Regions from separate parts of the Homo sapiens genome. Here region 2 is linked to region 1. Evidence: chromatin contacts called from ENCODE Hi-C or POLR2A ChIA-PET data. All regions are on one chromosome and are shown on one strand. The core of a region is the stretch at or near the end of the contact, and the rest is flanking DNA. Distances in the headings are between cores, read along the strand shown. Region 1 overlaps CYP2F1 (cytochrome P450 family 2 subfamily F member 1). Region 2 overlaps CCDC97 (coiled-coil domain containing 97).

What was found. Hi-C counts contacts between places; a loop is a spot of excess contacts on that map. ChIA-PET counts read pairs that join two places held with the same protein, here RNA polymerase II (POLR2A). Pooled maps may share reads with other maps.
Region 2: a loop to region 1 is called in a pooled map, with 5 times the contacts of the local background. The contact joins two enhancer-like sites. A Hi-C loop is called at or near these places in 2 of 50 pooled maps. POLR2A ChIA-PET finds 5 or more read pairs at or near these places in 5 of 52 experiments (H1, IMR-90, WTC11 and 2 more).

Annotation. Positions count from the first base shown.
Region 1 is chr19:41,117,778-41,123,456 of GRCh38, forward strand. CYP2F1 (cytochrome P450 family 2 subfamily F member 1) reads left to right here. Exons shown (of 10, transcript NM_000774.5): 4 at 2,570-2,719; 5 at 3,681-3,841; 6 at 4,180-4,356; 7 at 5,045-5,186. Among named protein-coding and RNA genes, the nearest start is that of CYP2F1, 6.2 kb to the left of the region's middle. Within about 2 kb of position 3,459, at least 3 of the 41 ENCODE cell types and tissues checked have a DNase peak (open chromatin) inside an H3K27ac peak, as active enhancers do.
Region 2 is chr19:41,323,328-41,329,017 of GRCh38, forward strand. It overlaps CCDC97 (coiled-coil domain containing 97), which reads left to right. Exons shown (of 5, transcript NM_052848.3): 5 at 1-1,546. Among named protein-coding and RNA genes, the nearest start is that of CCDC97, 16 kb to the left of the region's middle. RefSeq lists enhancers at 1-594, 1,365-2,134, 2,135-2,904, 3,233-3,372, 4,315-4,836 and silencers at 487-536, 1,774-1,873, 3,483-3,532, 4,072-4,591. Within about 2 kb of position 3,909, at least 35 of the 41 ENCODE cell types and tissues checked have a DNase peak (open chromatin) inside an H3K27ac peak, as active enhancers do.

The sequences.
Region 1 (5,679 bases), core at 2,209-4,708:
AATATCTTGTCCCTCTAAGGCTTGGAATCACCCTAGTCCTGTGGTCTTCAAACTTTATTTATTTATTTATTTATTTATTTATTTATTTTTGAGATGGAGTCTCGTTCTGTTGCCCAGGCTGGAAAGCAATGACGCAATCTCAGCTCACTGCAATCTCCGCCTCCCAGGTTGATGCCATTCTCCTGCCTCAGCCTCCTGAGTAGCTGGGACTACAGACACCTGCCACCATGCCCAGCTAATTTTTGTATTTTTAGTAGAGACTGGGTTTCACCATGTTGGCCAGGCTGGTCTTGAATGCCTGACCTCATGATCCAGCAGCCTCAGACTCCCAAAGTGCTGGGATTACAGGTGTGAGCCACTGCACCCAGCCCCAAACTTTATTTCAAAGACAAATCTCTGTTCAAAGGAAGCTATGTGACAAGACCCAATAAATGATGGAAGGAAGGAGGGACCAACAGAAGGAAGGAGGAAGAAAGGAAAAAGGAAAGAAGGAAGGAAAGGAAGGAGGGAGGGAGGGAAAGAATGAAGGAAGGAAGGAAGGATGGAAGGAAGCCATCATGATTGGAAAGGGGATCCTGGAGACCTGCATCCTGGACTATTCTCTCCTCACCTCCAAAGAATGTCTAGGGCTCTCCCTGGCTCCTGCATTAGATGGGTCCCAGCTGCCCCAGGATTTGAAATCAGAGAGCTCTGGTACAATATTACAATATTACAATATTGTGTATTAGGTACACGTTCCATCCTTCATGCTCCCTTCCCTGGCTTGATCTGATGACCTTACCTGTCCAGGTACACCAGATGCAAAGAGGTGGAGACAGGGCACTTGAGAAAGTCACCTTGCTACTTTTGCACAGAAAACATCTGGATGGGTACATCGTTTGTTACCAAAAATAGCCACCATCTAGTTATTCAATACACAGCACAGAGGGTAACAGCAGGGTTCCACCACTCACTAGCTGTGTACCCTTGGGCCAGAGGCCTCCCTTCTCTTCCTCTTAGTTTGCTACCATGAGAAAATTATAATAGCATTAACTCCATGTTATGAGGAGTCAATGAGACAATGCATAAAAATGCAGGCAATACACTATAGTCTTTTTTCTCTTCTTCTTTAGTATCTAGTTCTCTGCTAGGTCCAGAGGAACCAGAGATAAACACATCTGAGACTTTATCCTATAGTAGGTCCCAGTCCAGTGGAAGACACAGGCATCACCAACCAGATTGTGCCATCCCAGAGTGGTCCAGGCTGGGATGGGGGAAGCCTGGGGAGCTATGGAAACCCTAGAGAAACACTTGGCCCAGCCTAGAAGGGAGGAGGAGCCAGAGAAGGCTTCCTGGAAGAGGGGACCTCTAAGCTGAAACCTAAAGAATGAAGATGAGTATTCAGGAGAAGGCAGGGGGTGAAAGTGCTCTGGGAAAGACCAGCCTGTGCAAAGATTCTGGGTCCAGGAAGAGAAGAGACGGGGTCTGTTTTGTTCCTGGATGAATTCCCAGTGTCCTGGTGCTTATTTTTCTTGCCTATCTCTCTTATTCATGCATTTAATAATCAATAAGCAGGCCAGGCACGATGGCTCACACCTGTAATCCCAGCACTTTGGGAGGCCGAGGTGAGTGGATCTCCTGAGGTCAGGAGTTTGGTACCAGCCTGGCCAACATGGTGAAACCTCATCTCTATTAAAAATACAAAAATTAGGCCAGGCGCAGTGGCTCATGCCTGTAATCCCAGCACTGTGGGAGGCCAAGACGGGTGGATCACGAGGTCAGGAGATCGAGACCATCCTTGCCATGCCTGTAATCCCAGCTACTGGGGAGGCTGAGGCAGAAGAATTGCTTGAACCCGGGAGGCGGAGGTTGCAGTAAGCTGAGATTGTGCCACTGCACTCCAGCCTGGCAACAGAGCAAGACTCCGTCTCTCTCTCTCTCTCTCTCTCTCTCTCTCTCTCTCTCTCTATATATATATATATATATATATATACACACACACACACACACACACACACACACACACACATATATATTAGGTGGGCGTGGTGGTGCACACCTGTAATCCCAGCTAGTCAGGAGGCTGAGGCAGGAGAATCACCTGAACCCGGGAGGCGGAGGGTGCAGCAAGCTGAGATGGTGTCACTGCACTCCAGCCTGGGTAACAGAGCGAGACTGTGTCGCAAAAAATAATAATCATCATCAATAAGTAATCACCAGCACCTCCTGTGTGACACCCTCTGCACTGGACAATGCTAAGGACCCAGTGGTGACCAAGACAGGCACCCACTCTGCCTTCACAGTTCTGTGAAGGAGACAGCCCCATCACCAGACAGTAACAGCCCAGAGTGATCAGGTTCTTAATGGGGAAACAGAGGCAGAGTGATAGGATGGTCGTGAGGGAAGCCCATGGTCCTATGGAAGCTTGAAGGAGACCCCTAAGCTGGAGGGTCCAGAAGGGCTTACTGGAAGGAGCCAGGGAGATTCCAAACTCTGTCTCTCTCCCAGCAAATACCATGAAAGGGGACCTGGGTGGCAGTGGCCTCAGGATGAGTTCCCGGTTAAGCTGGTCCCCTCCTCTTCTCCCCAGGCATCGCCTTCTCCAGTGGGGATCGATGGAAGGTCCTGAGACAGTTCTCTATCCAGATTCTACGGAATTTCGGGATGGGGAAGAGAAGCATTGAGGAGCGAATCCTAGAGGAGGGCAGCTTCCTGCTGGCGGAGCTGCGGAAAACTGAAGGTCAGGAATTTTTTTTAACAGGCTGGATGGCACGATCTTTTTTTTTTTTAACAGGCTGGATGGCAGCCTTGACCTCCTGGGCCCAAACCATCCTCCCACCTCAACCTCCCGAATAGCTGGTACTTCAGGTGTGCTCCACCACACCCAGCTTATTTTTAAATTTTTTGTAGAGACAGGGTCTCACTATGTTGCCCAGGCCAGTCTCAAACTCCTGTGTGCAAATGATCCTCTTGCCTCTGCCTCCCAGAGTGCTGGAACTATAGGCATACACCACCATGTCTGGCCAGGTCTTTGAATCCAGTTCATCCTTATAATTCACATCCATTCTACTTTTTTTTTTTTGAGACAGAGTCTCGCTCTGTCCCCCAGGCTGGAGTGCAATGGTGTGATCTCAGCTCATTGCAACCTCCGCCTCCTGAGTTCAAGCGATTCTGCTTGCTGACTGCTCTGTCGCCCAGGCTGGGTTGCTGTGTACTAGCGTGTGTTGTGTGGCAGGATTATGTAGCTGTATGCTGGCTTTATGTGTTGGTGTGTGGTTACCGTGTCTTGGGATGTTTCCGGGCTGGCTGTTAGGTCACTGCGTGTCGTGTGTTGGCATGTACTGTGATCGTATTTGCTGGGTGTTCTGTTGCCCTGTGTTGTTGTGTTCCGTGATGCCTGATGATTGCCTTGTGCTATGTCGCGTGCTGTGTGTTGTGTTGCCAAGAATAGCCCGTTCTGTGGTTGGGCGTTGTTGCTGTCGATGTGCTGCAGGAAGTTGTGGGTTCGGTGCCGTCTGTGGCATTGACAGATGCTTTTGGGGTGTCGTTAAGCAGCATGTTGTGACCATGTCCCCGTGTTTGCACCGTAAGACACGTTGCCATGGTTGAGTCGGATGTTGTACAAATTAATGGTGTTGCTGCATGAGGTCTGGTGTGCTGCACATCGCGTCTTCCTGATCCATTGCACTCCTTACCCTCAGGCGAGCCCTTTGACCCCACGTTTGTGCTGAGTCGCTCAGTGTCCAACATTATCTGTTCCGTGCTCTTCGGCAGCCGCTTCGACTATGATGATGAGCGTCTGCTCACCATTATCCGCCTTATCAATGACAACTTCCAAATCATGAGCAGCCCCTGGGGCGAGGTCAGCCAACTGAGTCCAGCAGGGGCAGGGTGTGGGGTCCGCAGGATCTAGGAATGGAGAGGAAACAGTGGGCGGGGAAAGGGCTGTGAATGGCCCGCCCAGGGCCCGCCCCCTCCCATCTGACCCCACCCAGAGTTACACGGCCACGCCCACTCCCCTCCACTGAGCATTTATGGCCGCCATTGCCTCCTTCCCACTCCCCCTCAGCCCCAACCCCCACCCCGGACCTGGCTGCCCTTTGAGACCCTGTCCCTGCCTACCTAATCCACACTGACCCCATTCGCCCCTGAACACCCTTTGTCCTCCTCCAAAACCCTCCTACTCTGTCTGGTCCCCAGTTGTACGACATCTTCCCGAGCCTCCTGGACTGGGTGCCTGGGCCGCACCAACGCATCTTCCAGAACTTCAAGTGCCTGAGAGACCTCATCGCCCACAGCGTCCACGACCACCAGGCCTCGCTAGACCCCAGATCTCCCCGGGACTTCATCCAGTGCTTCCTCACCAAGATGGCAGAGGTAATCCCTACCTGGAAATCCCACCTCTAGTCTGACCTGAAATTCTCCTGCTGCCCCTGCCTCAAACCCACAGGGACCCCAGATGGGGCAGGGTTGGGGGACCTTCTCCCTGGAGAAGCTGAAGCATCTGGCCCAGCTGGGCTGGAGCCAGGAGCCACTCGCAGCCACCGCCAACTTACAGCTCATTAAGAAGTCATCAAAGGAGGTGGGGCAGGGTGGAGGGGGCAGTTGCTCAGGCTTGTTATCCCAGCACTTTGGAAGGCCGAGGCAGGAGGATCGCTTGAGTCCAGGAGTTCGAGACCAGCCTGGACAATATAGTAAGACCCAGTCTCTACAACACATACGTACACACATACATACACACACACATACATACATACATACACACACACATACACACATACATACATACATCATACATACATACACACATACATACATACACACATACATACATAAAACGTATTTTTTAAAAAAACAAGAAGTCATTCAAGCTCTATCCAAGAAGTTAATTGTAGGCCCTGCAGCTGAGATTTTCCCTGCCCTGCCCTTCTCCGTTCCCCAGCTCTCCCAGGGAAAGAAAGTTAAACCCAGCTGGGACCGAATGGGCCCCCAGCAGCAGTTGTACTGGTCTAGAGTGAAGGGGCCTCCATTCCTGGCTCACATCCCCACCCCTCTACCAATGCAGGAGAAGGAGGACCCACTGAGCCACTTCCACATGGATACCCTGCTGATGACCACACATAACCTGCTCTTTGGCGGCACCAAGACGGTGAGCACCACGCTGCACCACGCCTTCCTGGCACTCATGAAGTACCCAAAAGTTCAAGGTGAGGCCCACCCACACAGCAGCGTGGAGGTGCCCATGTGTTCCAGCCTCACCCCAGAGCAGGGAGCCACGGCCCCGCCTCCCAGGTCTGATATAGCCTCCTGCTGGCACCAGGATTCCACAGCCAAACCCACAAACCCACACGGAGGCCGATCCCACCACATGGCCCATGAGGTCCATGCAGCCTGCCCGAATCCCGACCCAGATCCCACCCGCTTAATTGTTGGTTTTTTTGTCTTTGTTTTGTTTTTTGGAGACGGAGTCTGGCTCTGTCACCCAGGCTGGAGTGCAGTGGCGTGATCTCGATCCGCTCACTGCAACCTCCCCCTCCCGAGTTCAAGGGATTCTCCTGCCTCAGCCTCCCAAGTAGCTGGGATTACAGCCTCCCAAGTAGCTGGGATTACACCACCACATCCAGCTAATTTTTCTATTTTTAGTAGAGACAGGGTTTCACCAAGTTGGCCAGGCTGGTCTCAAACTCCTGGCCTCAAGTG
Region 2 (5,690 bases), core at 2,659-5,158, 210 kb after region 1:
TCCACCTCTCTAGGCCTCTGCTCTCACTGTCCCTCTCTGTCTGTCTCTCAGCCTTTATCTCTGGGTTTTGATCCCCCACTCCAGGCTCTGGGCCCCTTCTTCCCCCTTCCCTCAAACCTGGCTGCTATAGGCAGCAGAACCCTGACCACTGAGTAATACAGCCCCAGGGGAGGGAGGAGACCCCAGGCAGGGAGGATGGGGGCAGCTCTCTTCTCTCCCCAGGACCCAGGCTGTGGATCACGGGGCCTGCCAGCTTGAGTGTAGAGGGAGGGGGGACTCTACCCTTCTCAGCCCCACCAGCCCCCCTCTGCCCAACCACAATTTTCCCTTCCTCCGCCTTCCTCTCCCTCTCCTGTTTACACTCCCCAAATGCGCACAGGCTGTTATCATGGGTCCTGAGTCATCCCACACACAGCCTGCCCCAGCGTCCCTGCCCCCAGCTGGCCGCAGGGCCCGCCCCATGGAGCCCCCTGCCGCCCTGGGCTAATGGGAGCCAGATGGCCGCCTGGTGACTCAGCCACCGGGCCTGTGGGAACCCAGGCGTCCCGCCTTCCCATGCCCCCACACCCGGCTCCTGCTCCCCCAGCAGACACACACAGGAGGGCCTGGCCACTGTTGAGGGGGCACACAGGGCAAGGGTCACCAAGTCGGGGCCTAGGGACTCCTCATGCCTCTGAGATGGAATGGTGGTATCCTGCCGTGGCCAAGCCTGAAGGACCCTCAAAACTGCCTCCTGGAGTCCACGGTTCCTGACCTCCGAGCCTCAGCTATGCCCTCTGGGTCAACCAGAATTAGAGCCAGACAGGGAAAGTGAGAGCTGGATGGAGGCAGACAAGATGCTCAGAGCGACTATTAAAGAACGAAAGCCTCTGCTACGGAGCGCTTCTGTCCTCTGTCAGGCCCGAGCGAAGTGCCTGACACCGGGTTGGATCCTCAGATGGCCCCATGAACTAGTGAAGTGGGTCAAAGGAGGCCTGGAAAGATGTTGCTTCCTCAAGGCCACTCGGCCATCAGAGGCAGAAATGAAACAGGAACCCAGGCCTAGAATCACAAAGGTCCTAGAAACCACTTGGCTGTCTGGCCTCTCAGGTGTCAGGGCCATCCAGAGTGAGACAGCATTGGAGGGACAAGTGTGCATGCAGATGTCCTCAGACGGGAAGGTTTGAGAAGGGTCAGATGGTAGGCGGGCCTAACAAGGGCTCCGTGCTAGCCACTGTCCCGCACACAGACAGGATCAGGTCATCTTGATATGGAGATCAGTCCCCAAATCACTGAATTGTCCCAGCAGTGCTATGCCCTAGGTACTACCAATATCACTCCTCTATTTCCCAGAGGAGGAAGCAGCAGCTAGACTCCAGGACCTTGGGGTCATATCTCTCAGAAAGCCAAGAGTGCAGGATGAGAGCTGTCTGTCTCTTACCTGCCTGTATTTGTGCCCCATTTTTAAAGAGCAGAGGGCCTGGGCCACAGGAAAGGTATCAGCCCTTGGTGATAGGCACATTTTTTACCAGTCTATCATTTGGTCATTAAATTTGTTTACAATATACTTTGCTATACGTAAATTTGTTGTGTAGGTTTTTAAAAAGCGATGAGAGACACAGAAATTGAGTCAGAATTAGGGTTAGTCAGATGGTCAAGACGTGAGCATCTAGCTGACAGACAGAGGTGGAGCCAGTCCCAGGGACAGGGATTAGATGGGGAGACAGGAAGAGAGGTGGAGACAGAGTGGGGTAGGGATGACGGGAGACACACCCCCTGGTCACTGCCTCTGAGACCTGGGGGTGGTGGGCCCCAGGGCGGGTGCCTCCCATCCCCCTCCCAGTTCTCCCGGGGTCGGGGTAGGTGGAAAGGCTGAGTCAGGGAGGGCGGGCCCCGCTGGGAGACAACCCCTAGGTGGGCATCCGGCCCCCACCCCCGTGTCTCCTGTCCGTCCTGGCCCTGGCCTGGCTCGCTGGCCTGGCCGCCACCCCGCCCCCCACGTCTGACACCTCCATGCGTCCTGCCAAAGCAAGCTGCCTCCCTGCACTCTTCCCCCTCCAGCTCCAGTCACTCTGTCCCTCTGTCCCCCGTCCCTTCTCCCTGCTTCTGTGCGTTTCTTTCCAGCCCTCTGCCTTCCTCCCTCACCGCCACTGCTCTGTCTTCTCGTTCTGTCTCCACACCTCTGGCTGTCGGTGTCTCCCCGTGACTTTCCGTCTCCCCTCTCTCTCCTCCCTTGTTTTTCCCATGCCTCTCCCTCCCTCCCTCCCTCCCTCTCCTCCCCACCTTTTCCACTCCGTGTCCCCAGCCATTCTCCATCTCTGTTCTCAGCTCCTGTCACCTCGTTTCCCCATCCCTTTCTCTGCTGGAGTCTCCCTCTGGGGGGCTCTGTCCTCTCCTCACTTTGCCCTTTCCCTCTCGCTGCTGTGTGTCTTGGCCCGCCCCCCGTGCCCCCCATCTCCTCTGTCTCCCACACTCTGGGAAGCCCGGCTGGGATATCCAGGTTGGAGCCTCACTGGCGGCCACTGGAAACCCAGAATGAGGGGTCATCGCCTCTCGCCCACCCAGAAAGGGCGCAGGAGGGGGCAGCAAGGTTGCGGGGCCTGTCTGGCCAGAAGGAAATGTCTGTGCTGTGGCCTGGTCACCCCCGCCCCCAGGACCTGCTGGGCTGCTGCCGCCCCCGGCCGGGGCTGAGGCCGAGTAAACACAGCAAACACAGCCGCCGGCAGCCTGGGATATTTATACCGAGGCTGGGCGTGGGTCCAGTGCCCACCACAGCCCCTGCCCTGCCCTGCCTTGCCTGCTGCCACAGCCAGCTCCGAGCCAGCGTGGCACCAGCCGGCAAGGGGACGCGCCGCAGACACAGCCTGCGCTGGGTATGGAGGCCAACAGGCACTGGCCGCTCATGATGCAGGCGGCTCCATGGACGCACCCTGTCCCCCTCCCCTGAAAACACCAGCACACAATGTGGACCCACACTCGCAGCTGCTCACAAACACACATCCACCCCTGCTGAGAACGCGAAATCCCCTCAACGATGATGCAAAACAGACCCACACAACTCCACACACTGCAGTCACCAGCCTACATGTGGGAACACAGCATGCAGACACCACCTTAGCACCTGCTCACAGCACCCACAGGCTGGGAACACCAGTCCCTGAGATGGACACACAGCCCCGAAGTACAGCCCTCCCTCACACAGACAAACACTGAGAACCACAGGAAGCATGCTGGATGCACACCACGTAGACAAACATGCTCAGAATACCAGCGACACATGCACTGATCACAGTGCAACCCAGAAACAACTCAACTCATCTGCCTCATATGTAAGAAACACACACGGCCGGGCGCGGTGGCTCATGCCTGTGTCTCAGCACTTTGGGAGACCAAGGTGGGTGGATTACAAGGTCAGGAGTTCGAGACCAGCCTGGCCAACATGGTGAAATCCCATCTCTACTAAAAATACAAAAATTAGACGGGTGTGGTGGTGGGTGCCTGTAATCCCATCTACTCGGGAGGCTGAGGCAGGAGAATCGCTTGAGCCTGGGAGGCGGAGCTTGCAGTGAGACAAGATCGCGCCATTGCACTCCAGCCCAGGCGACAGAGCAAGACCCCGTCTTACACATATACACACACACTCACTCCCCTCTCCTGGAGAAACACCATTCCCACAGATGATTAACATATGCAGAAAACACCACATTTCAAGTCAAACTTACACTTAAAAATGCACAAATTTACACTCAGAAGAACAGTGAAGATGTTGAGAAAAATATCAGACACACAATATGCCCCAGATACATGGCCGACTTGCAGAATCAAACAGTGCCAGAGCATAAAACCCACAGAAAATACAACAGCTTGCCCAGCAGAAATACAAAATGCAGACGCACACCCCAGAAATGCAGCGCAGCCACAAACACACGGAGCTAACACGTGCTGGGGACACACATAGACAAGACCATCCATACCAAACAGCACACAGGCCCCCAGAACACCCATGCCAGACGCAGCTCACGCCACAAAGCTTGGAATCACGCACACAATAAGTTCCTGAACACACAAATCCGAATCCACACTGGAACCTCAAATACTCTGCATGTCCAGAGACTAAGGGGGAAGGGGCTTTCTCTCACCCACCAATCTCCCCACTCCCCCTTGCTGACCCGGGTCCCAGGCCCGTCTTGGGGGCGGGGGAGGGGGCAGGAAGGCCTGAGCTGGCCTCCCCCAGCAGCTTCCTGCCCCACGGGGGCTGGACAGGAAGCTGGGGCTCCAGCCGGAACCCAGGCTCCCCCCACGACTTCCCTCTGTGGCCCCGGGCCGCCTGCAGAGGCAGGGGCGGGGCAGGGGGAGGAAGCGGGGAGCCCCAAACCCCCTGCCCTGCCCCTGCGGTCGGCCACAGGCGGGGGCAGACTTGTCCCGACGGGGCTGAGCCACCCATCGGGCCTGGGTGCCAGGGTGGCAGGGCAGGGGCAGTGCGCACGCGGCCAGAGGAAGGTGCTGAGCCCACAGTTTCCCCTCCCCGCCCTGTGGGGCTGTGCCAGCTCAGCCGGCAGCCCTGGGCAGGTGGGCGGGGTGTGTCATGAGGGCGTGTTGGGCAGGCCGACCACACCGCGAATGTGCAGCCAGCACTTGTCCTCAGGCCGAGGCACGAGCTGGGGCTGGGCATGTGAGGGCCGCGTCTGCCACCCTGGGGGTGTGTCTGCTCCGTCTGGGACCCTGGGTGTGACAGTGTGTCTGGGCGTGACGTGACGGGGTCGCTGCAATCTGTGGGGCCCTGTGGGACTCCCCAGGCTGGAATTGTGCGTGTGTGGCGGAGGGTGTGGGATGTCAGACTGAGTGGGTAAGACCGACCTGCTGTCTGTGAGGTTGTGACGTGTCAGACCTCTGTGTGGGGTGTGTCTGGTGGGACTGTGACAGGTCCGACTGTGGACATGCACCCTGGACCTGTTTGTGACTGTGAACCCATGGAGGAGGAGGTGGCTGTTGAGGGATCCATTTCCTGTCCGGGCTCTGATGCCGTGATGCGTGTGCGTGCATGACACTGTTTGAATCAGTGTCTGGTGTGCGGTGGTTGCGACCATGACCCTGTGGAATATATTTGTATATGACTGTGTTGTGCCAGGTCCCTATTGAAGTCTCTGCTCGTGTTGTGTCCCAGTGAGGCTCCGAGGCTGGGTGGTGTTTACGTGATGGGCTGACACTTTCTCTATTTGTATCTGTGTATATGTGGGCTGCAGCTGCTGCCAAATGACACAGCCCATGTGTTACGGGCCCTGCAGGAATCTCTGTGTGTCCACGGCGGCTCTGAGAGGTGAATATTTGTGTAGTGTGGGGCACCGTCCGTGTTTCCCGCCGTGTGAGTGTGTCTGCATGTGTACACGCACCACATCCTCATAGGGCTGCAGCGATTACAGCCGAGTCACTGTGTCCTAGCTTGTGACTCTGCCTCTTGGGGCCAGACCTCAGCATCTCTATACCTATCCATTTGTTGGCATGTCCTTGCATAGTGAACTCCTGCCTCCCCACTCCTCCCTCAGCCCTGTGTGCTTTGGGACCTGAGGCCAGAGGAGTAACCACATTTCTACCCCTATGCTGAGCTGGGAGGGCCCCAGGTCCCTGGCACCCAGACCCAGTGCTGCCAACAGCTCTCATGCCCACAGGCAAAGGAACCGCAGCACTCATACTGTCCTTCCTCCCAGGACAAT